Linked DNA regions of Homo sapiens: all the other regions are linked to region 3. A link is an interaction called in ENCODE POLR2A ChIA-PET data of the cell type or tissue named here. Cell type or tissue: GM12878. All regions are shown on one strand. Region 1 overlaps RILPL1 (Rab interacting lysosomal protein like 1). Region 2 overlaps TMED2 (transmembrane p24 trafficking protein 2). Region 3 has its middle 6.4 kb from the start of CDK2AP1. Region 4 overlaps SNRNP35 (small nuclear ribonucleoprotein U11/U12 subunit 35). Region 5 overlaps MPHOSPH9 (M-phase phosphoprotein 9). Region 6 overlaps RILPL1 (Rab interacting lysosomal protein like 1).

Region 1 (4,000 bases), 210 kb before region 3:
AAAAAAAGAGAGTAAGGACTTTTGCATACCTTGCTGGGATTTCCCCAAACTCTAAAGGAATCAGGCCATTCCTCCCCAAAAATGAACTGTCCCTTCTCCAGAAAAAAAAGAACTCAGGTTCTAAGGAAGCCCTTCAATGTCTTGGGCAGTTAAAACCCAATAGGGGTGAGCAGAAAATTCCTGTGGCTTTGAAAGTGTGTGTTCACAGAAATCCCCAGGTACCTGGGTGGGAAGGGCCCTTGGAAATATTTCTGGGTTATCAAGGGCTAGATGGGGAGATGAAAGCCCAGACATAGGGGCGGGTGGCTTTGCCCAGAGGCCTCTCGAGAGGTGGGGGTTTGGGAGTTCCTTTGAAGGGCTTTGCTCTTTCCCCAGGGTGTGGGGACGGCTGTCAGATGGTCCCTCCCAGAGACACAGGAGAGGCAAGGCCCTGACCTGCTATGAAAGGCAGGACCCGAGCTGTCTGAGGAGGAAGGGACTGGAGGGAGCTTGGGGTTCGGGTCCATAGCAGGGGCCACTGCTGCCTGCAGGGTCCAGGCAGGAGAAGGAGAAAGGGGATGGAAAAGGGAGCAGCTGCTGCTCGGAAACAGCCCAGCGTTGCCAGTGGGGCCTGATCTTCCAGCGCACTTTCCACAGGAAGCCCAAAATGCAAACTTCAATATGAAATCTCCTAATCTTAAAGAGTTCGCAGCTAATTCAACAGAGTTTTAGAACACAGTGAAGGCCAAACAAAATGTGGGCCAGCAGCACTGGGATGGTCTAAGAGCTTAGTTTGCAACCTCTGATCTATACTACTAATGCCCAGAGTTCCTGGTGAACTCCTACATATTCGTCAAGACCCCATGCATAGAGACCACATCTGATTAACATCTTCCCTGATTCTCTCCAGTTAGATCTTGTGTCTGTGCACTATTTTTTTTTTTTTTAAGATGGAGTCTTACTCTGTCGCTCTGTCGCCCAGGCTGGAGTACAGTGGCACCGTGTCAGCTCACTGTAACCTCCATCTCCTGGGTTCAAGCAATTCTCCTGCCTCAGCCTCCCGAGCAGCTGGGATTACAGGTGCCCACCACCATGCCTGACTAATTTTTGTGTTTTTTAGTAGAGACGGGGTTTCACCATGTTGGCCAGGCTGGTCTCGATCTCCTGACTTCGTGATCCACCCACCTCAGCTTCCCAAAGTGCTGAGATTACAGGCGTGAGCCACTGTGCCTGGCCGCCCAGCTAATTTTTGTATTTTCAGTAGAGATAGCGTTTCACCATGTTGTCCAGGCTGGTCTCGAACTCCTGACTTCAGGTGATCCGCCTGCCTCAGCCTCCCAAAGTACTGGGATTACAGGTGTGAGCCACCACACCTGGCCTTAAGCTTCTATTTATGTGTATCTTCTCTTCAGCCCCATCTGTCTGACTCTGTTCCCAGGGCTGAGCTCCACGGCCAGCAAGGCACAAAGTTAGCTCTCAGTAAATGTTGGATAACTAGACATCCAGGGTTGCTCCTTGGTGAAGCTGGGCCAGGGAAAGAGGAGAACTGGCGCGATTGAATGCCGGCCGCATATCCGTCACCTGTTGTATGTGGTCTTGGGTGGAGACATGGAGTGTGTGGCTGCCGGGTGGTTCCGGAGCATCCCTGGAGGCGCTGCAGAGGAGATCGGACATTGAAGATGTCCTCTGAGGACACAGCCCACCTAAATTGTGGCATCAGCAGACGCCTAGAATACTTTCTTTGGAAATTAAATCCTCCAACATTTCCTCCCCTTGTTCTTGGGTGGGAAGAAGCCCCTCAGCTGCCCAGACAGCTTGCGAGGGCGGCCGGGGTCAGATTTCAGTTTCCCACTGCATGGAGGCCCCTCCTCTGCTGCCCCGTGCTGACTCCGACCCCAAGGCTGGGCAGGGTCAGCTTGCTCCCCCAACCTGGGCCTGCTGTGTGTGGCTCTGCTGTCACCTGACGTGCCCCAGCAGTGGGTGTTGTCTCCTTTCACACGTCCTTTCCCAGAACAGCCGGTTCCAGCCTCCCACAGGGTGTGAAGCCTCTCGGCTCTGCCTTCTGGAATCCCTCAGCCTCCTGTCCAGGGCACATTCAGGCTGGAGTTAGTCCCCTTCTCCCTGTGCTGCTATGGGGTTTTTCTTCTTCTTCTTCTTTTTTTTTTTTTTTTTTTGAGACAGGGTCTCACTTTGTTGGAGACACTGCCTTAAGTGCAGTGGCACAGTCTTGGCTCACTGCAGCCTCCACTTCCTGGGCTCAGGTGATCCTCATGCCTCAGCCTCCTATGTAACTGGGACTACAGGGGCAAGCCACCATGCCCAGTTAATTTTCTTTTCTTTTTTGTAGACATGAGGTCTTGCTATGTTGCCCGGGCTGGTCTGAATCTCCTGGGTTCTAGTGATCCTCCTGCCTCAGCCTCCCAAAGTGCTAGAATTAGGAGTGTGAGCCACGGTGCCGGGCCTATGGAGTTTTTCTTGAGGTTGGGAAGGACGTCTGTTTCCTCTCCCTTTCCCTGTTCTGGAGCTTTTTCACTGCTGTCCTGACCTCTGTCTACTCCTGGTTGGTCACGGGACATTGGTGGCTCAGGAGTGTTGGGGACACTCCATTCCTTTGAGAGTGTGGGCTACCTGTAGATTGACTGGCTGACTTGCAAAAGCTTCCTTGTGATTAAGAAAAAAAAGGAAAATAACTGTTGGCAAGAATATAGAGAAATTGGAACCCTTGTGCATTGCTGGTGGGAATGTAAAATAGAGCAGCTGCCGTGGGAAACGGTTTGACAACTCCTCAACAAGTTAAACACAGAATTAGCCCATGACCCAGCAATCCCACTCCCAGGTATACAACCAGAAGAACTGAAAACAAGTGTCCACACTAATACAGTTCTTAGCATTGCTATTCACATTAGCCAAAGAGTGGAAACCACTCTGATGTCCGTCAGCTGAAGAATGGATAAACACACTGTGGTACATCTGTACAGTGGAATATGGCTCAGCCATCAAAAGGAGTGAAGTGAGCTGGCGGGGTGGCCCACCCCTGTAATCCCAGCACTTTGGGAGGCTGAGGTGGGTGGATCACCTGAGGACGGGAGTTCAAGACCAGCCTGACCAACATGGTAAAACCCCGTCTCTACAAAAATACAAAACTTAGCCCGGGCATGATGGCGGGTGCCTGTATTCCCAGCTAGCTACTCGGGAGGCTGAGGCGGAAGAATCGCTTGAACCCAGGAGGCAGAGGTTGAAGTGAGCTGAGATCGTGCCATTGCACTCCAGCCTGGGTGACAGAGTGAGATGCCATCTCAAAAAAAAAAAGAGTGAAGTGCTGGTGTGTGCTGCAACGTGGATGAACCTTGGAAACACCGTGCTAAGTGAAAGGAGCCAGGCACAAAAGGCCACTTAATGTATGATTCTGTTTCTGGGAAATGTCCATGGTAGGCAGTCCATAGACAGAAACTACATTGGCATTTGCCAAGGGCTCAGGATAGGGAAGTAGAGAGTGACTGCTTAATAAGTACAGGTTTTCAGCCGGGTGCGGTGGCTCACACCTGTAATCCCAGCACTTTGGGAGGCAAAGGCGGGTGGATCACTTGAGGTCAGGAGTTCAAGACCAGTCTGGCCAACATGGTGAAACCCTGTCTCTACTAAAAATACAAAAATTAGCCAGGCATAATGGCAGGCGCCTGTAATCCCAGGTACTCAGGAGGCTGAGGCAGGAGGATGGCTTGAACCCGGGTGGTGGAGTTTGCAGTGAGCTGAGATCGTGCCACTGCACTCCAGCCTGGGTGACAGAGAGATTCCGTCTCAAAAAAAAAAAAATTGCCGGGTGTGGCGGTACACACCTGTAATCCCAGCTACTCGGGAGGCTGAGGCACAAGAATCGCTTGAAGCCAAGGAGTGGAGGTTGCAGTGAGCTGAGATCATGCCATTGCACTCCAGCCTGGGTGACAGTGAAACTCCATCTCAGAAAAAAATAAAATAATAAGTATGGGTTTTCCTTTTGGTATGAAGAAAATGTTCTAGAACT
Region 2 (4,000 bases), 310 kb before region 3:
AGTGGGTCCTATAGGAAGACTCACAAAAACAAAACATTATGGGAACCATTTGCTTTGTAAATTTAAACTGAATGCCTATAAACTCAATTCTAGAAATTGCTAACACTTTTAAATATGAACACATAGCTCACTATTTGTGAAACAAATACAGGAGTATCTCCACTCAAATCATGGGTGAGAGAACAAGGTTGGACACCCTAAAGACGGAAGACATGTGCTTCCTCTGGCCACTGTGTTCCCAAGAACTTCTATAACTTGAAAGCCATCTGGTCTGAACCAGTTAAAATTGCAAAGTAGAGGAACTTGCCCTCTGAGTTAGTTCAGTGCCCTTCCAACTCCAGAATGGGCTGTTTCCCCATCTGGGAACAAGGTAAACAACATATGAGTCCCAACAAGATAAGAGAGAAAAAGTGAAGATCCCAGCTGGTGAGATTAAGAGTGGAGGCAAGGAGACAAAATTGTGAGGCAAGAGGCTGGAGTAATTGTAGACAAGCCTTGGTCCATAATATGCCCCACTCCACTCCTAAAACAAGTGGGGATGAGGGGAGTTCTCCAGGCTATTACATTTACACACCTTCCTGCCAACACAAGCTGATGTCTGTGCTCTAGATCCTGAAGATTTGTTTCCATAAGTAGCAAGAACAGATTTAAGGGTAGGAAAAACAGAAAGCACATCTGGAAGAAATTCAAGCTGTGCTTATCTCTTTGAGTCACTCTTCACTTCCTACTCCAGTCTCAGAACAAAGATTCCTGACATAAAATCACTGCCCTTAAGACAAGAGCTTGCTCCCAAGCAATCCCCCGCCTCAGCCTCCTGAGTAGCTGGGACTACAGAGATGCGTCACTATACCTTGCTCTTTTTCCTTTTTTTTTTTCAGACAGAGTCTCGCTCTGTCGCCAGGCCGGAGTGCAATGGCATGATATCAGCTCACTGCAACCTCCGCCTCCGGGGTTCAAGTGATTCTCCTGCCTCAGCCTCCTGAGTAGCTGGGACTACAGGCGCGTGCCACCATGCCCGGCTAATTTTTGTAGTTTTAGTAGAGGTGGGATTTCACCATGTTGGCCAGGATGGTCTCAGTCTCTTGACCTTGTGATCCGCCCACCTCAGCCTCCCAAAGTGCTAGGATTACAGGCGTGAGCCACTGCCCCCAGCCACCTTGCTCTTTTCATCTCCCCAAGAACTACCTGGAGGATGAAAACACTGAACAATGGTGTGGCCCTGAACCTAATCAATGGAATTGGTCTGTCTGTCAATATAGTACCTCTTAATTTTAAATGCAAAAGCTTCATTTTTAATGCTCTATCCAGTTCTAAACAGACTTTTGCAACCTAACACAAGATTTCAATCATCACTGTTTCCACAGCAAAATACATTCCAAATTCCCAACTTACAAACTTGAGGACCCAAACTGATCTTCACCTGGTGACTTCCCTGTACTCATGTTTTGGTGTTTTCTAGTCTAACTATATTAAGCTTTCCATTTTAGTAAAAAGGTTAAATCTCAGCATCTAATATTAATCCCACTGGTACATAAGTTTCAGGTATGTGATTAAAAACCAATGCAATACGCATTTTACAACATTTTTCCCTTCTGATTTAAGAAAACAATTAGCTTATTCCTTAGCTCACCATACATTTTTAAAAACCCAAACTTTTTTTTTTTTTTTTCCCTGAGACAGAGTCTAGCTCCATTGCCCAGGCTGGAGTGCAGTGGCCCAATCTCAGCTCACTGCAACCTCTGCCTCCCGGTTCAAGTGATTCTCATGCCTCAGCCTCCCGAGTAGCTGGGACTATAGGTGCACGCCACCACACCCAGCTAATTTTTTTATTTTTTGTAGAGACGAGGTTTCACCATGTTGGCCAGGCTGGTCTCGAACTCCCAACCTCAGGTGATCCGCCTGCCTCAGCCTCCCAAAGTGCTGGGATTACAGGCGTGAGCCACCATGCCCGGCCAGAAAACTAAACTCTTAAAAACTTGTACTAAATCTTAATAGCATTTTCTAGTTTACAATGAATGTCCCAATAATAAACTACAAAGCTCCACACATGTGTATGCTCAAAAAATATCTCGTGTAGGTACACTTTTAAAGTCAATGCTTTCACATAAAATTTGCAAAGTTTCCAAATGAGGAAAATACGAGCAAGCTGTTGAGTAAAACAACCTTCACCATCAGACACTGCTGCAAAGTGACGGCATTCACTTACTGGCTCTGTGTATTCTCTCCCGGACTTCCATGTATTCCTGTTCGTGCTTTACAGCTGTCATCGCCACTGCTAGCTCATTGATCATTTCTTCTAGCTTGTTCTGGTGAGCTATAGAAGGATTTGAAAACAAAACACATTTGTCAATGTCTTTTTTTTTTTTTTTTTGAGACAGAGTCTCGCTCTGTTGCCCAGGCTGGAGTGCAGTGGTGCTCAATCTCAGCTCACTGCAACCTCTGCCTCCCAGGCTGAAGCGATTCTCCTGCCTCAGCCTCCAGAGTAGCTGGGATTACAGGCACACGCTGCCACACCCAGCTAATTTTTGTATTTTTAGTAGAGACGGGGTTTCACCATGTTGGTCAGGCTGGTCTTGAACTCCTGACCTCAGGTGATCCACCTGCTTGAGCCTCCCAAAATGCTGGAATTACATGCGTGAGCCACTGCACCCAGCCATCTTTTTTTTTTTTCAAGACAGGATCTCACTCTATCACCCAGGCTCAAGTACAGTGGTGCAATTATAGCTCACTGTAACCTAAAATTCCTGGGCTCAAGCAATCCCCTGCCTCAGCCTCCTGAGGGGTGCGTCACTATGCCTGACTACCATTTTATTTTTATTTTTTAGAGACGGGGTCTCGCTATGTTGCCTAGGCTGGGGCAATCTCTTTTTGAAAAACACTTATAAAATAAATATAAAATATAAAATAATATAAAATAACTTTTCAAAATCCTCAGAGAAGGCCTGCAAAAGAAGCTACTTTTGAAATGGTTCAAACATCAATTTGGACTACTGATATGAATCATGTCAATTTAATTCTCAAAGCATTTTTAAAAGTCCCTTCCCAGTAGAGAAACCTCTTTCAGGGTAGGAAACATACTATATAATGCTTACTAAGGAAAGGAAAACAACCCCAGGAAATTTCTTCTAATGGAATGTTGTTATGTGAAGTTCACTATACTGACTATTAACTACAGCAAAAGTAGTAAAACACTGAGGAGAGGGGACTAAGAGCACAAAATAAATACCTGTATTTTTAAAATGTAATCCTACAAATAAAGTCTAAGAGTCATGTAACTCTAATATTAATTAAGAAGCAGGAGCAGCACCAAAACAGACTCTTAATCTCTATAAAGCTGAGCAGAGAAAAACATTAAAACGCTCTTAGGAAAATCCACACCAACTCAAACATTCTTCTTTGACAAAGTAATAGTTTCACTATAGTGGGGAACAGCAGGCAATGTAAGTAGAGAGACAAGCCCTTAGCGGCACAAGTTTTCAACCAGGCATCCCTCTTGAACCAAAAATACACACAAGGCACTGTTCTGAAGAGTAAGCATGTGCTTCTAGGTAGTGCCACGTTATGAGAATGAACAGACAGGCAGGAGAGAAACAGCACCAGGAAACCTTCCTGGGAAAGGGGGATCTCTTCATCCCTGCCCAAGACTGGGTCTCTTCTGGGATTCCAGATTCTCGCAGACAACCCCAAGTTTCTTAGGAGAAACCAAGGGCCTCTACCATTGAAGGCAGTTGAATTGGAATGTCAAACCGTCCCTCACTCGAAATTTCCCTTTGGAAGCCCCATGCACCACATGGAACTGATAGAGCAGGGTTTCTCAGCAGTGGCATTGTCTCCATTTTGGACCAAATGCTTTTCTATGCTGTGGGGCGCTATCTGATGCACTATAGGGTATTTAGCAGCCTCCATGGCCTCCAGTCCTAGATGCCTGTAGCACCTACCCCCAGTCTTCCGAATAAAAAATACCTCCAGATATTGCCAAATATCCCCTGGGCATCCTCAC
Region 3 (4,000 bases):
TGCGGGTGCCTGTAATCCCAGCTACTTGGGAGGCTGAGGTGGGAGAATCACTTGAACCCAGAAGGCAGAGGTTGCAGTGAGCCAAGATCATGCCATTGCACTCCAACCTGGGCAACAGGGCAAGACTCGTTTTAAAAACAGAAATAGAGACCGGGCGTGGTGGCTCATGCCTGTAATCCCAGCACTTTGGGCAGCCAAGGCGGCGGATCACAAGGTCAGGAGATGGAGACCATCCTGGCCAACACGGTGAAACCCTGTCTCTACTAAAAAAAAATACAAAAAATTAGCCGGGCGTGGTGGCGGGCGCCTGTAGTCCCAGCTACTCAGGAGGCTGAGGCAGGAGAATGGCGTGAACTTGGGAGGCAGAGCTTGCAGTGAGCCGAGATCGCGCCACTGCACTCCAGCCTGGGTGACAGAGTGAGACTCTGTCTCAAAAAAAAAAAAAAAAGAAAACAAAACTAGGGGCCTGGCGCAGTGGCTCATGCCTGTAATCCCAGCACTTTGGGAGGCTGGGGCGGGCAGATCACCCAAGGTCGGGAGTTCGAGACCAGCCTGACCAACATGGAGAAATGCCATCTCTACTAAAAATACAAAATTAACCGGGCATGGTGGCACGTGCCTGTAAATCCCAGCTTCTAGGGAGGCTGAGGCAGGAGAATTGCTTGAACCTGGGAGGCAGAGGTTGCGGTGAGCTGCGATCCCACCATTGCACTCCAGCCTGGTCAACAAGAGCGAAACTCCATCTCAAAAACAAAACAAAACAAAAAACAAACACCTAGGCCAGGCGTGGTGGCTCACACCTGTAATACAGCACTTTGGGAGGCTGAGGCGGGCAGATCACAAGGTCAGGAGATCAAAACCATCCTGGCTAACATGGTGAAACCTCGTCTCTACTAAAAATTCAAAAAATTCGCCGAGCGTGGTGGCACGTGCCTGTAGTCCCAGCTACTCGTGAGGCTGAGGCAGGAGAATGGCTTGAACCCTGGAGGTGGAGGTTGCAGTGAGCCAAGATCACACCACTGCACTCCAGCCTGGGCAACAGAGAGATACTCCATCTAAAAAACAAAACAAAACAAAACAAAACAAAACAAAACTCTTCAAATAAAATGGGTGAGGCTGGGTGGGTGGCTCACACCTGTAATCCCAGCATTTTGGGAGCCCGAGGCAGGGGATCACCTGAGGTCAGGAGTTCGAGACCAGCCTGACCAACATGGTGAAACCCCACCCCTACTAAAAATACAAAAATTAGCCAGGTGTGGTGGCGCATGCCTGTAATCCCAGCTACTCGGGAGGCTGAGGCAGGAGAATCACTTCAACCTGGGAGGTGGGGATTGCCATGAGCCGAGATCGTACCACTGCACTCTAGCCTGGGTGACAGAGTGAGACTTGGTCTCAAAAAAAAAAGAGTTCAAGACCAGCCCCCTGTTCCTTAAAAAAAAAAAAAAAAAATTCTGGAGTAATACATTTGTTCAAAAGAAATTTAAAAAAATACAAAAATTAGCCAGTTGTGGTAGCCTATGCCTGTAGTCCAAGCTATTTGAGAGGCTGATGCAGGAGGATTGCTTGAGCCCAAGAGTTCGAGGTTGCAGGGAGCTAGGATCATGTCATTGCACTCCAGCCTGGGTGACAGAGACTCTGTCTCTTAAAAAAAAAAAAAAAAAAAAAAGTGCAGTTTCACTATGGAAAGCAGTTTGGCAGTTCCTCAAAAAGTGAAACAGAGTTATCATTTGACCCACCAACTCCATTTCTGAGTATAAAACCAAAGGAACTGAAAACATGTTCTCACAAAAGCTTGTACACAAATGATGACAGCAGCACTCTTCGTCATAGCCATCATAGCCAAAAAGTACAAATAACTCAAATGTCAATCAACTGATTAATGGATAAACAAAATGGGGTACATTCATACCATGGAATATTCAGCCCTGAAGAGGAAGGAAGTGCTGGAATGCCACCTGCTACAACATGGATGAACCTTGAAACATTATTTATGGCAAGTGGAAGAAGCCAGACACAAAAGGCCACATAGCGTACCATTCTATTTACAGGAAATGTCCTGAATAGGAAATCCAACTAAATTAGTAGTTGCCTAAAGCTGGAGAGAATGAGGAATGAGAAGTGACTACTACCGGGTATGAAGTTTCTTTTTATTTTATTTAATTAATTTTTTTTTTTTTTTGAGACAGGGTCTTGCTCCATCACCCAGGCTGGAGTGCAGTGGCAGGATCTTGGCTCACTGCAACCTCTGCCTCCCAGGTTCAAGCGATTCTCCTGCCTCAGCCTCCCAAGTAACTGGGATTACAGGCACCTGGAATCATGCCCAACTAATTTTTGTGTTTTTAGTAGAGGCTGAGGAGGGTGGATCACTAGGTCAGGAGTTTGAAACCAGCCTGACCAACATGGTGAAACCCTATCTCTACTAAAAATATAAAAATTAGCCGGGCATGGTGGCGGGCTCCTGTAGTCCAGCTACTCGGGAGGCTGAGGCAGGACAATCTCTCGAACCCAGGAGGCGGAGTTTGCAGTGACGCGAAATTGCACCACTGCACTCCAGCCTGGGTGACAGAGCAAGACTTCGTCTCAAATAAATAAATAAATAGGCCAGGCACAGTGGCTCACACCTGTAATCTCAACACTTTGGGAGGCCAAGGCAGGCAGATCGTTTGAGGCGAGGAGTTTGAGACCAGCCTGGCCAATATGGTGAAACCCCATTTCTACTAAAAATACAAAAATTATCTGTGCATGGTGGCGGGCGCCTATAATCCCAGCTACTCAGGAAACTGAGGGATGAGAGTCACTTCAACCCAGAAGGCAAGTGCAGTGAGCTGAGATCATGCCACTGCACTCCAGCCTGGGCGATAGAGCGAAACTCCCTCTAAAAAACAAACATAAATAAATAAATAAATAAAATAAAATAAAAAATAAATAGGCCAGGCGCAGTGGCTCACACCTGTAATCCCAGCACTTTAGGAGGCCGAGGAGTGCGGATCACAAGGTCAGGAGATCGAGAGCATCCTGGCTAACACAGTGAAACCCCGTCTCTACTAAAAATACAAAAAAAATTAGCTGGGTGTGGTGGCGGGCACCTGTAGTCCCAGCTACTCAGGAGGCTGAGGCAGGAGAATGGCGTGAACCTGGGAGGCAGAGCTTACAGTGAGCTGAGATCCTGCCACTGCACTCCAGCCTGGGCGACAGATTGAGACTTTGTCTCTAAATAAATGAATAAATAAATAAATATCAAATGGGGTGGGCCGGGAGCAGTGGCTCACCCCTGTAATCCCAGCATGTTGGGAGGCCAAGGCGGGCGGATCACCTGAGGTCAGGAGTTCGAGACCAGCCTGGCTAACATGGCGAAACCCCATCTCTACCCAAAATAACAAAATTAGCGGAGCGTGGTGGCGGGTGCTTGTAATCCCAGCTACTGGGGAGGCTGAGGAGAATCGCTTGAACCTGGGAGGTGGAGGTTGCAGTGAGACAGGATTGTGCCATTGTACTCCAGCCTGGGCAACAAGAGCGAGACTCCATCTCAAAAATATAAAAATAAAAATAAATAATAAAATAAAACAGGGTGATAATGTTCTAGAATTAGGCCAGGCGCGGTGGCTTACGCCTGTGATCCCAGCACTTTGGGAGGCCGAGTCGGGCGGATCACGAGGTCAGGAGATCAAGACCATCCTGGCTAACATGGTGAAACCCTGCCTCTATAAAAAATACAAAAACAAAAAAAATTAGTTGAGCGTGGTGGCGGGCGCCTGTAGTCCCAGCTACTCAGGAGGCTGAGGCAGGAGAATGGCGTGAACCCAGGAGGCAGAGCTTGCAGTGAGCCGAGATCGCACCACTGCACTCCAGCCTGGGCGACAGAGCAAGACTCCAGCCTGGGAGACACAGTAAGACTCTGTCTCAAAAAAAAAAAAAAAAAAATGTTCTAGAATTAGATAGTGGTGATAGTTGCACAACTGCAAATATGCTAAAAATCACTGAATTATATACTTTTTTGGGG
Region 4 (4,000 bases), 190 kb before region 3:
TCAGAAAAAGAAGAAAGGCAGTCGGCATTTTGAGTGAGAATGGAAGTGCATTTGTTCAAGAATGCTGACCTGGCTGTGCAGACTGCCTTCTGGTATTAGGGCTCTGGACATTCTCCTTGAATTCACTTTTCTATCCCATTTTTATTTCAATTCAGCAAACTCTTGGGCTATGGATATAAAGATAGAAAAGATACAATTTATTCTGACCAGATTAGTGTTCTTCCTCTAAGGACTCAGAGGAGTGTGATTAGGTCATAACCTCTTTTTGCCACGTACTCAAGATGATCATTTAAAATAGATGGAAGAAAATCAAATTCCTACTGCCAAATTAAATCTGAATACTAGCTCCTTACAAATGCCCTTCTGGCTGGGCGCAGTGGCTTATGCCTGTAATCCCAGCACTTTGGGAGGCTAAGGCAGGTGGCTCATTTGAGGTCAAGAGTTGGAGACCAGGCCAGGAGTAGTGGCTCACACCTGTAATCCCAGCACTTTGGGAGGCCAAGGCAGGTGGATCATCTGAGGTCAGGAGTTCGAAAACAGCCTGACCAACATGGTGAAACCCCATCTCCACTAAAAATACAAAAATTAGTCGGGCATGGTGGCACATGCCTGTAATCCCAACTACTGGGGAGGCTGAGGCAGGAGAATCACTTGAACCCAGGAGGCAGAGGTTACAGTGAGCCAAGATTTTACCACTGCACTCCAGCCCTGGCAACAGAGTGAGACTCTGTCTCAAAAAAAAAAAAAAGAAAAGAAAAGAAAATGCCCTTCTGTACAGATGCCAGTAACTACAAAATTGCTTCTTGATCCTGTTAAATAACATGTCCTTAGAACTATGTGAGGAAGATGATAAATTCCTATCAGCTTGAACCGAAGTTCCAGATTGGAAAGAAAACTATTCCAAACCCCATGATCATCAGTAAGTTTTATTCAACCATTAGACTCACGCTGCGTTGAAAGACAATCCCCCTCCACTCATTTCCACTGTAACTTCACTTTGGGGTTCTGCTGTTGGGCCTCTACTTGCCTCTTTCCTTCTTCTCCCTCCCCTTGATCCTGTCATCTCTGAAGTCCCTCTCTCTCTCCCAGTCATTGTCGGGCCACACCCTGGTCGGCTCTCTTTCTTGCCATCTCTTCTCCCGGCCCCTGTCATGGTCTCGATCCCTTGTCCTCGAGTCCCAGTGTCTTTCTCGGGATCGAGATCGCTCCCGCCTTTCCCGTTTTCCCTCTCTATAGAGGTCGTTTTTAACAACTGGCAAGTTAATAGGTTTTCGAAAAGGCCGGTCCCGTCCCCCAAATCTCAGTTGCCCAGACTCCTTTTTTCCCCCAAGACCGCCTCCAAGTCGCCGAGGGATCCACCCTTTGAGAGTCCTTTCCAGCTCGTAGTCCACAAATATCTCATGCTGGTCAATAACCAGGCCATCAGCATCTCGGTAAGCTTTGATCACGGCACGCTCCTCCTTGTATTCGATGAAGGCGTAGCCCTTTGAAAAACCTGTGACCAAGTCCCTGACCAGCCGAAGCCGCCGGATGTCACCATAGCGGGAAAAGACTTCCTTTAATTTGTCCTCCTTGGTCTGCAAGTTTAGTCTGGCCACAAACAGGGTGAGGAGGGGATCTCCTATGACACCTTTGTTGGGGACATATCGTGCCAGCATTGCCCTCCAGACCGCGCGGTCGTGTGGGTCTTCATCGGTGCCATCAATGCTGCCCGCTTTGAGTGGATCATACTCCTTGGCGATGGGCATCCAATCGTTCATGTTCTATGAATGATAAGAGCAAGCGTGGATGGAGCCTCTACTCTGAGCCACTCATTCAACCCTTACAACAATGCCATGAAAAGGATACTATCATTCACCTCTTCTTAAAAACAGGAAAGGAAGGGAACACCCACAGAGGCTAAGTCCTCCCTGCTAGTAAGTGGGGGAGACAGCACCAAAGCCAGGCAGTTGTGCTCCAGAGAAGCCCTTACCCACTCCTACAAATGCCCTCTCAGGAAGCAGAGGGCAGCGTGCTCGGGTTTCACCCATATATGCAGCATCTGGCTCAGCCACGGAAGGGCACTTACCAACTATGAACACATTACAATGTGGCAACGTGGATCAAAACCAGACTTCTCTTTCAGAACCTTTAAAATGATCATAGGAAAACTAGCCCAGGAACTGCTGGTGGAAAATGGCAATTTAAAAACTCTACTACCAAGAATATCAAATACCAACATAGAGAATCATATAATAACCCTCCACAAACTTCTCACCCGGCTCAACTAGAACCACCATGCACATGTGGCCAGAATAATCTGCCCCCAGATAATTCTGAAACAAATTCTAGATATCACATCATTCGTGTGGAAATTTTTTTACTATGCATCATTAAAAGATATAGACTTTTTTAAAACTACAAGAGAAAACAGGGATTTGGATGCACCATTCTGTAGTAAACAGACAACAAAGCTAAGGCTACAGTGACCCAGCAGCGGGAGCGGGTTATTTGTCTCAAAAGGAACATGGGATTTCTTCTCAGATCCCTAGCTGATAATCCGTTTAGACTGGGAGCATGAGAATTTACTGCAATGGTAATTTTTTGTCCAGCAAGCACACTGCAGTTGTCATGCCTTCTGATACATAGTTAATTCATGTGAATCTTTGCTGGAATAATAAAATGCTTACTAATATTTCAGACCCAGCTAATGCTTATGTGACCAACCTGCAACGCTGTAGAGCCAATGCTGAAATATGTTACTTAAAAACCTTGGCTGAGGCCAGACGCGGTGGCTCACGCCTGTAATCCCAGCACTTTGGGAGGCCGAGGCGGGCGGATCATGAGATCAGGAGATCGAGACCATCCTGGCTAACACGGTGAAACGCTCTCTCTACTAAAAAATACAAAAAAAATTAGCCGGGCATGATGGCGGGCGCCTGTAGTCCCAGCTACTCAGGAGGCTGAGGCAGGAGAATGACTTGAACCCGGGAGGCGGAGCTTGCAGTGAGCAGAGTTCGCGCCACTGCACTCCAGCCTGGGCGACAGAGCAAGACTCCATCTCAAAAAAAAAAAAAAAAACCTTGGCTGGCTGGGTGCAGTGACTAACGCCTATAATCCCAGCACTTTAGGAGGCTGAGGCAGGTGGATCACCTGAGGTCAGGAGTTCGAGACCAGCCTGACCAACATAGAGAAACCCCATCTCAACTAAAAATACAAAATTAGCGGGGCGTGGTTGTAGGCGCCTGTAATCCCAGGTACTCAAGAGGCTGAGGCAGGAGAATCACTTGAACTAGGTTGGTGGAGGTTGCGGTGAGCCGAGACCACGCCATTGCACTCCAGCCTGAGCAATAAGAGCAAAATTCCGTCTCCAAAAAAAAAAAAAAAAAAATTAGCCAGGCGAGGTAGGTGGGCGCCTTAATCCCAGCTACTCAGGAGGTTGAGGCAGGAGAGTGGCTTGAACCCAGGAGGCGAGGTTGCAGTGAGCCGAGATTACACCACTGCACTCCAGCCTGGGCAACAAAGCGAGGCTCTGTCTCAAAAAAAAAAATAAAAAATAAAAACCAAACCAGGTCTTTCCTGGAAGAAGTCCCAAAAGTTAAGAAAAAAAACAAAACAAAACTGGCGAGCGCGGTAGCTCACGCCTGTAATCTCAGCACTTTGGGAGGCCAAGGTGGGCAGATCACGAGGTCAGGAGTTCAAGACCAGTCTGGCCAAGGAGTTTGAGACCAGTCTGGCCAATATGGTGAAACCCCGTCTCTACTAAAAATACAAAAATCAGCTGGGCACAGTTGCACACGCCTGTAGTCGCAGCTACTCGGGAGGTTGAGGCAGGAGAATTGCTTGAACCCAGGAGGCGGAGGTTGCAGTGAGCCGAGGTCGCATCACCGCACTCCAGCCTGGGTGACAGAGCGAGAGTCTGTCTCAAAAAAAGAAAGAAGAAAGAAAAAAAAAAAACTTGACCTGTTGCAGTGGCTCACACCTGTAATCCCAGTACTTTAGAAGGCCAAGGTGGGACGAT
Region 5 (4,000 bases), 69 kb after region 3:
TGGTTATGGTGGCGCATGCCTGTAATTCCAGCTACTCAGGAGGCTGAGGCAGGAGAATTGCTTGAACTCGGGAGGCGGAGGTTGCAATGAGCCGAGATCACTCCACTGCATTCCATCTTGGGCAACAGAGCGAGACTCTGTCTCAAAAAAAGAGACCACAGTGGACTGAGATGGCACCACTGCACTCCTGGGTGACAAAGTGAGACCCTGTCTCAAAAAATAAAAAAATTTATTTTATTATTATTATTTTAATTTTTTTTTGAGACTCTGTCACTCACTCTATCACTCAGGCTGGAGTGCAGTGGCACCATCTCAGCTCACTACAACCTCTGTCTCCTGGGTTCAAGCGATTCTCATGCCTCAGCCTCCCAAGTAGCTGGTATTACAGTGTGTGCCACCACACCTGGCTGATTTTTGGATTTTTAGTAGAGATGGGGCTTCACCACGTTGGCCAGGCTGGTCTCAAACTCCTGACGTTAGGTAATCCTCCTGCCTCAGCTTCCCAAAGGGCTGGGATTACAGGCGTGAGCTACCATGCCTGGCCAAAAATATGTATTTTAAATTGTACCAACTCATCTTGACTTTTTATATTTCAGTTTTAAACATTTGCATCCAGTTAGGACTCTTACATAATAAGGAATTTAGATAACTTTTTTCCATCAAAATTCAAATTACTTTAACCCAAAATTAATTTCTTCCCATATTTAATTTCCTTTAGGTAGAAATGTTATTCTAGAAAGCATTTTTGTTTTTTTCTCACTCTTTTCTATTCTGTGTGTTTGTGCACATCAGGATTGACTTACTGGAAACTAGAGGAAAAGGATATGCACCACTCTTTGCCTGAAACTTTAGAGAAGACGTTCATATCATTGTCTTCCACAGATGTGTCACCAAACCAGGTAATTTAAAAACACACGGTGGCCGGGCGCGGTGGCTTACGCCTGTAATCCCAGCGCTTTGGGAGGCCGAGGTGGGCGGATCATGAGGTCAGGAGATCAAGACCATCCTGGCTAACACGGTGAAACCCCGTCTCTACTAAAAATACAAAAAATTAGCTGGGCGTGGTGGCGGGCGCCTGTAGTCCCAGCTACTCGGGAGGCTGAGGCAAGAGAATGGTGTGAACTCAGGAGGCAGAGCTTATAGTGAGGGGAGATTGCGCCACTGCACTCCAGCCTGGGTGACAGAGCAAGACTCCATCTCAAAAAAAAAAAAAAAAACAACAAAACAAAACACACACACCGTGGACTGGGCGTGGTGGCCTGTAATCCTGTAATCTCGGCACTTTGGGAAGCTGAAGTGGGCAGACCATCTGAGGTAAGGAGTTCGAGACCAGCCTGGCTAACATGGTGAAACCCCGTTTCTACTAAAAATACAAAAAAATTAACCAGACTTGGTGGCGTGTGCCTGTTCATCCCAGCTATTTGGGAGGCTGAGGCAGGAGAATCACTTGAACCTGGGAGGTGGAGGTTGCACTGAACCGAGATTGTGCCATTGCACTCCAGCTTGGGCAACGAGAGTGCAACTCCATCTCAAAGAAAAAAAAAACTGTGTGTGTTTGTGTTTTACAATTGTTGCTAAGTACTCCAGTATAAATTTTATTTTTCAACTTCTAAAATACTGGAAAAAGCATGGGCTTTAGAATCATACTCACTTGTTTTCAAATTCAGTCTGTCATTTTTGCCTTATGTAATCTTAGCAATGCTTCTTAAAAGTGGAATTAAAGGCTGGGTGCTGTGGCTCAAGCCTGTAATCCCAGCACTTTGGTAGGCCAAGGTGGGCAGATCACCTGAGGTTGGGAGTTCAAGACCAGCCTGGCCAACATGGTAAAACCCCATCTCTACTAAAAACCCAAAAATTAGCTGGGCGTGGTGGCATGCACTTGTAATCCCAGCTGCTCAGGTGGCTGAGGCAGGAGAATCACTTGAACCCAGGAGGTGGAGATTGCAGTGAGCCAAGATGGTGCCACTGCACTCCAGCCTGGGTGACAGAGCGAGACTCCGCCTCAGCAAAAACAACAACAGAAAAAAGTGGAATTAAAAATTCCACTTTTAAAAAATTCTGGCTGGCTTGAGCTGGGCATCATAGTTTACACCTGTAATCCTTGTACTTTGGGAGGCTGAGGTGAGAGGATCACTTGAGCCCGGGAGGTCACACCATTGCACTCTAGCCTGTGTGACAGAGTGAGACCCTGTCTCAAAAAGGGAAAAAAAAAATGCTGGTTAGTGTTTTGTGAAATTAAATGGATTGTGCCTACTATTTCATATGTAGTAGGTCCTCAGCTATTAATTTCTTCCCCTTTTCCCAGAATTGGTGTTGATTTTTCATTTGTTACACCTCCATTCATTTTCATTTGTTATGCGATCCATTTCCACCATAGTTATGAGCAACTTAATTTGCTGTATTCTTTTTTTTTTTTTTTTTGAGACAGTTTCACTCTGTCGCCAGGTTGGAGTGCAGTGGTGCGATCTTGGCTCACTGCAACCTCTGCCTCCCGGGTTCAAGTGATTATCCTGCCTCAGCCTCCCGAGTAGCTGGGTCTACAGGCACATGCCACCACGCCCAGCTAATTTTTGTATTTTTAGTAGAGACGGGGTTTCACCATGTTGGTCAGGATGGTCTCGATCTCTTGACCTCGTGATTTGCTTGCCTTGGCCTCCCAAGTGCTGGAATTACAGGCATGCACCACTGCGCCCGGCCAATTTGCTGGATTTTCTTTGAGTAAGAAAGGTACATTTAAAAAAAAAATTTTTTTTTTTTTTTTTTTTTGAGACGGAGTCTCAGTCTGTCACTTAGGCTGGAGTGCAGTGGTTCCAGGTTCAAGTGATTCTCCTGCCTCAGCCTCCTGAGTAGCTGGGATTATGGGCATGCGCCACCATGCCTGGCTAATTTTTGTATTTTTAGTAGAGAGGGAGTTTCGTGATGTTGGCCAGGCTGGTGATCCACCCACATCAGCCTCCCAGAGTGCTGGGAATACAGGCGTGAGCCACTGCGCTGGCCCATTTTTTTTAAATTTAAGAGCAAAGAAATAAAACTATTCAGTAAATGTACATCAATGTACCTATTTCACCTCTGTATTTTTTTTTTTCTTTTTTTTTTTTCTTTGAGGCGGAGTCTCGCTCTGTTGCCCAGGCTGGAGTGCAGTGGCGTGATCTCAGCTCACTGCAATCTCTGCCTCCCAGGTTCAAATGATTCTCCCACCTCAACCTTCCAAGTAGCTGGGATTACAGGCACCTGCCATCATGCCCAGCTATGTTTTGTATTTGTGTAGAGACAGGGTTTCACCATGTTGGCCAGGCTGCTCTCGAACTCCTGACCTCAGGTGATCCGCCCGCCTTGGCCTCCCAAAGTGCTGGAATTACAGGCATGAGCTAGTGCACCCGGCCTTCATTTCTGTATTTTGATCAGGTAATGAAAGAGTACCTGGGGAAAAGGAGAGATACTATTAAAGTAACCAAGAGACATAAAAATGAATGACATATACAGACAGACAGATGGGGCAATGTACTTGTAAGCATCAGAGTCTCAGTGACGGAAACCAATGTTCCGTACTTCATGAAAGGAACAAAAAGACACAGGTCAACACAGAGAAATGAAGTATGAGGGGGGTAAGATTGTAGGGGGCAAGGCAGGCTTAGTAGGCTTTGCAATTGCAGGGCTCACAGTGTTATCTGATCTTGAACATCAGTAAGTGGATACTGCATTTTGTTGACTCTACGGTATTGTCAACTTTAAGGTTTCCCATTTCATGTTCTACCAAGAAAAATTTATAAATTAGACTGATACAATGCTTTTTTTTTTTTTTTTTTTTAACCACTTTAGAATTTATATTTTATTCTTATGGAAAGAGTCTTTAGACTTAAACATAGGTTTTATTATGTATCAGTAACTTTTTTTTTTTTTTATTAGAGAGAGGATTTTTGCTGTGTTGCCTAGGCTGGTCTCAAACTCCTGGGCTCAAGTGATTCCCCTGCTTTGGTCTCCCACAGTGCTGGGATTACAG
Region 6 (4,000 bases), 220 kb before region 3:
GGCTGTGAGTGACACACCCCTGACCTGCGTCCACCCTCCCAGCCAGTAGGTGCCAGCCAGAGACCAGACCCTCCACTCAGCAGGCCCCTTCTCTCCCTCACTCTCATTCTTGGGGCTCCGTGGGGTGTGGATCCTGCTCATGGCTTGGCGGGCCCAGCCTGGAAACTTCAAGTCTTCACTGGCAGAGCAGGAGGAAACGTGGCACTGCCCGGTGAGCAGGCTCCTCCCGCCTCCTGGGAAGGTCCCGAGGCCTGGGCAGACTTTGCTCTGACCCCAAGGCCTCCTCCAGCCCCACCACTTCATGCCTCTCTGTGAGCAGACTTAGCAGGGTCCAGCGTGCTCCAGGAACCCATACAGTGTCTCTGTGTAAATCAGAAAAAAATGCCCCTTTCTGAAGGCATGTTACTTCCATTTGTTGGGAAATTTTCATAATGTATTAATTCTAGCAAGACACCCTTCCATCTGCCATAAAATTATCATAGAAAATACACAAATTGCCCATCTCTAGCATCATCAGCTATAAGAATACGAACAACTTTCAAACAAAGATGTCTGCAATGTAAATGGCACACCTATGGATGGTTTGCCGTTGTGCAGTGTACAACCTGAGCTACCGCAGGTGGCAGCCCCGCACAATGGTCTCCCTTTTTCTACAGTTACAGCAGCAGCAGACACGGCTGATGAAGATCAACCATGACCTTCGGCACCGGGTCACGGTGGTGGAGGCCCAGGGGAAAGCCCTGATCGAACAGAAGGTGGAGCTGGAGGCAGACCTGCAGACCAAGGAGCAGGAGATGGGCAGCCTGCGAGCAGAGCTGGGGAAGTTGCGAGAGAGGCTGCAGGGGGAGCACAGCCAGAATGGGGAGGAGGAGCCTGAGGTGAGCAGGAAGCTGGGTGCAGAGGTGGTAGCAGAGGGTCAGTCTGGGGGTTGGCTTAAGGCAGGCAGGGTTGCCTTGTTTTCCCCATTATACTTCAGAAAATGGCCAACCTGGGCAACATAGCAAGACCCCAATTCTCTACAAACATTTTTTTTAATTAGCCACGCGTGGTGGTGCACACCTGTAGTACCAGCTGCCTGCCTGGGAGGCTTAGGCAGGAGGATCACTTGAGCCCAGGAGTTCAAGGCTGCAATGAGCCATGATTGCACAACTGCGCTGCAGCCTGGGTAACAGAGCCAGACCTGTCTAAAAAAAAAAGAGAGAGAGAGAGAGAGAAAAAACGAGAGGCTCAGAGAGAACAAGCTACTGGCCTGAGGACACACAGCTGAGGGGTTGGAACCCCAGACTCCCAGCATTCTCCCATCTCAGTGATGGTTATTAGGCACCTGCCATTTATTTATTCATTCATACCAATGATTGTTGACTGTGTAGCCGGCCCAGAGGATAAAATAGCGAGCAAAATACAGACATGATCCCTGTCCACATGGAGCTTACAGTTTAGTATGGGAGGCAGACATTAGTTAGTCCAGACCTTAATCATTAATCACACAGTACCATATGACCCAGCAATTCCACTCCTAGGCACATATCCAAAAGAATTGAGAGCAGGTGTTCAAACTTTTACATGAAGGCCAGGTGTGGTCACCTGCACTTGTAATCCCAGCCCTTTGAGAGGCTGAGGCAAGGGGATCAAGAAGATCACTTGAGGCCAGGAGCTCAAGACTGGCCTGGGCAACATAGCGAGGTCCTATCTCTACAAAAAATTCTTTAAAAATTAAAAACTTGCTTTTGGGCTGGGTATGGTGGCTCACACCTGTAATCCCAGCACTTTGGGAGGCTGAGGTGGGCAGATGACTTGAGGTCAGGAGTTCAGGATCAGCCTGGCCAACATGGTAAAACCCCGTCTCTACTAAAAAAAAATACAAAATTAGCTGGGTGTGGTGGTGGGCATCTGTTATCCCAGCTACTTGGGAGGCTGAGGCAGGAGAATTGCTTGAACCTCGGAGGCAGAGGTTGCAGTGAGCTGAGATTGCACCACCGCACTCCAGCCTGGGCAACAGAGTGAGTCAGACCCCATCTCAAAAAACAAAAAAAGAAAATCTTAGGTATGGTGGCATATGCCTGTAGTCCCAGTTACTTGGGAAGATGAGGCAGGAGGATCACTTGAGCCCAGGAGTTTGAGGATGCAGTGAGCCATGATTGAGCCATTGCTCTCCAGCCTGGGCAACAGAGTGAGACCCTATAGCAGCACTATTCACAGTCGCCAAAAGGTGGAAACAACCCACATGTCCATCAGCAGATGAATGGGTGAACAGTGGTCTCTCCATACAGGGGGATATGATTCAGCTCTAAAGAGGAATGCAGCCCTGGCCACGCGGCAGCACGGATGAGCTGCAAAAACATCACGCGGAGTGAAAGAAGCCAGGCCCAAAAGGCCAGTGTGTGACTCCATTTGCACGAAATGTCCCAGAACAGGCAAATCCATAGAGCCAGAAAGTAGACTGGTGTCCGAATGGGGCTGGGGGAGGGAGGAATGGGGAGTGACTGCCGATGGGCATGGAGTTCCCTTTGGGGACGATGGAAATGATCCGGAATTAGAGAGCGGTGATGGTCGCACAACACTGTGCATGTTACTGTCCGCGTGGCCAGAGCTGTCCATCACAGCTGCAGCTAACATCCAGGTAGGCCCAGGGCTACAAAGTGGGCACTAGCGGTGTCTGTTCCTTAAATGTGCCCCCAGACTGTGCCAGGAACACAGAGGGTGAGATCGTTCATCCTGGCAGAGGTGGGGAGGTGGGGTTTCAGGGAAGAGCTGTTCCTGAAGCCGGGCGTCAGTGTTAACAATGCTGAGACTTTGACAGATAGAAATGTGGACAATGGAGATGCTGTTTCAGAAAAGTATAGTGAACTTTAGGGACACACTCAGGCTTGTGTTTTCTCCCAGCAGATGTTTATGAGCTGTTGAAAGTTTGCAGACGCTGCACTAGTAACCTGAGTTACAGGTAGGGGAGGTAGGACAGACAAGCTCACAGTCAGGTGGGTTCAAGTCCCAGTAGTCATTAGGTATCCTGTGAATTTGGTAGTTACTTCCAGGTTTGCTGTAGGACAGGACAGGCATCTGGGATACAAATGAGGAAGGTCAGGGAGAGAAGTCTTAAAAGGGAGTAGTTGCCAGGCATGGTGGCTCACACCTGTAATCCCAGCACTTTGGGAGACCGAGGCAGGCAGATCACTTGAGGTCAGGAGTTCGAGACCAGCCTGGCCAATATGGTGAAGCCCCATCTCTACTAAAAATACAAAAATTAGCTGGGCGTGGTGGTGCACACCTGTAGTCCCAATTACTTTGGGGGGCTGGGACAGGAGAATTGCTTGAACCCGGGACGTGGAGGTTGTGGTGAACTGAGATCACGCCACTGCACTCCAGCCTGGGCGACAGGGGTGAGACTCTGTCTCAAAAAAAGAAAAAAGAAAAAAAAAGGAGTGGTTAAGGGCTGCTTTTGGCTAAAAATGACATAAGCCTAAGTTAAAATGGTTTAAGAGTTGGGAGGCCAAGGCAGGCCGATTTCCTGAGCTCAGGAGTTCAAGACCAGCCTGGCTAACGTGGCGAAACCCCGTCTCTACTAAAATACAAAAAATTAGCCAGGCATGGTGGTGTGCGCCTGTAGTCCCAGCTACTCGGGAGGCTGAGGCAGAAGAATTGCTTGAACCCAGGAGGCGGAGGTTGCCGTTAGCTGAGATCGCACCACTGCACTCCAGCCTGGGCAACGGAGCGAGACTCTGTCTCAAAAAAAAAAAAAAAAAAAAACTGGGGCCAGGTGCGGTGGCTCACGCCTGTAATCCCAGCACTTTGGGAGGCCAAGGCAGGCGGATCACAAGGTCAGGAGATTGAACCCATCCTGGCTAACATGGTGAAACCCCATCTCTACTAAAAATACAAAAAATTATCCAGGCATGGTGGTGGACACCTGTAGTCCCAGCTACTCGGGAGGCTGAGGCAGGAGAATGGCGTGAACCCAGGAGGCGAAGCTTGCAGTGAGCCGAGATCGCACCACTGCACTCCA

The links. ChIA-PET counts read pairs that join two places held together with the same protein. Peaks named below come from ENCODE experiments on the same cell type or tissue, not always from the same donor. Only the 100,000 strongest peaks of a DNase experiment are listed, where the experiment ranks them.
Region 1: POLR2A ChIA-PET joins it to region 3 with 9 read pairs; 4 of 35 experiments call an interaction of 5 or more read pairs at or near these places.
Region 2: POLR2A ChIA-PET joins it to region 3 with 8 read pairs; 16 of 35 experiments call an interaction of 5 or more read pairs at or near these places.
Region 4: POLR2A ChIA-PET joins it to region 3 with 9 read pairs; 5 of 35 experiments call an interaction of 5 or more read pairs at or near these places.
Region 5: POLR2A ChIA-PET joins it to region 3 with 5 read pairs; 7 of 35 experiments call an interaction of 5 or more read pairs at or near these places.
Region 6: POLR2A ChIA-PET joins it to region 3 with 6 read pairs; 3 of 35 experiments call an interaction of 5 or more read pairs at or near these places.

The regions. Positions count from the first base shown.
Region 1 is chr12:123,486,598-123,490,597 of GRCh38, reverse strand. All of the region lies in intron 4 of RILPL1 (Rab interacting lysosomal protein like 1), which reads left to right. Among named protein-coding and RNA genes, the nearest start is that of SNRNP35, 30 kb to the right of the region's middle. In GM12878, no CTCF peak of the experiment used is centred here; no DNase peak of the experiment used is centred here.
Region 2 is chr12:123,588,656-123,592,655 of GRCh38, reverse strand. TMED2 (transmembrane p24 trafficking protein 2) reads right to left here. Exons shown (of 4, transcript NM_006815.4): 3 at 2,207-2,314. Among named protein-coding and RNA genes, the nearest start is that of TMED2, 6.1 kb to the right of the region's middle. In GM12878, no CTCF peak of the experiment used is centred here; no DNase peak of the experiment used is centred here; H3K4me3 peaks cover 731 bases.
Region 3 is chr12:123,276,211-123,280,210 of GRCh38, reverse strand. No RefSeq gene overlaps it. Among named protein-coding and RNA genes, the nearest start is that of CDK2AP1, 6.4 kb to the right of the region's middle. In GM12878, no CTCF peak of the experiment used is centred here; a DNase peak (open chromatin) is centred at 1,770; H3K4me3 peaks cover 222 bases; H3K27ac peaks cover 526 bases.
Region 4 is chr12:123,463,301-123,467,300 of GRCh38, reverse strand. It overlaps SNRNP35 (small nuclear ribonucleoprotein U11/U12 subunit 35), which reads right to left. Exons shown (of 2, transcript NM_022717.4): 2 at 365-1,763. The coding sequence starts at 1,760. The coding sequence ends at 1,020. Among named protein-coding and RNA genes, the nearest start is that of SNRNP35, 7.2 kb to the right of the region's middle. RefSeq lists an enhancer at 1,690-2,191. In GM12878, no CTCF peak of the experiment used is centred here; no DNase peak of the experiment used is centred here.
Region 5 is chr12:123,206,955-123,210,954 of GRCh38, reverse strand. MPHOSPH9 (M-phase phosphoprotein 9) reads left to right here. Exons shown (of 24, transcript NM_022782.4): 8 at 793-899. Among named protein-coding and RNA genes, the nearest start is that of MPHOSPH9, 24 kb to the left of the region's middle. In GM12878, no CTCF peak of the experiment used is centred here; no DNase peak of the experiment used is centred here.
Region 6 is chr12:123,495,422-123,499,421 of GRCh38, reverse strand. It overlaps RILPL1 (Rab interacting lysosomal protein like 1), which reads left to right. Exons shown (of 7, transcript NM_178314.5): 3 at 1-4; 4 at 657-878. Among named protein-coding and RNA genes, the nearest start is that of RILPL1, 36 kb to the left of the region's middle. In GM12878, no CTCF peak of the experiment used is centred here; no DNase peak of the experiment used is centred here.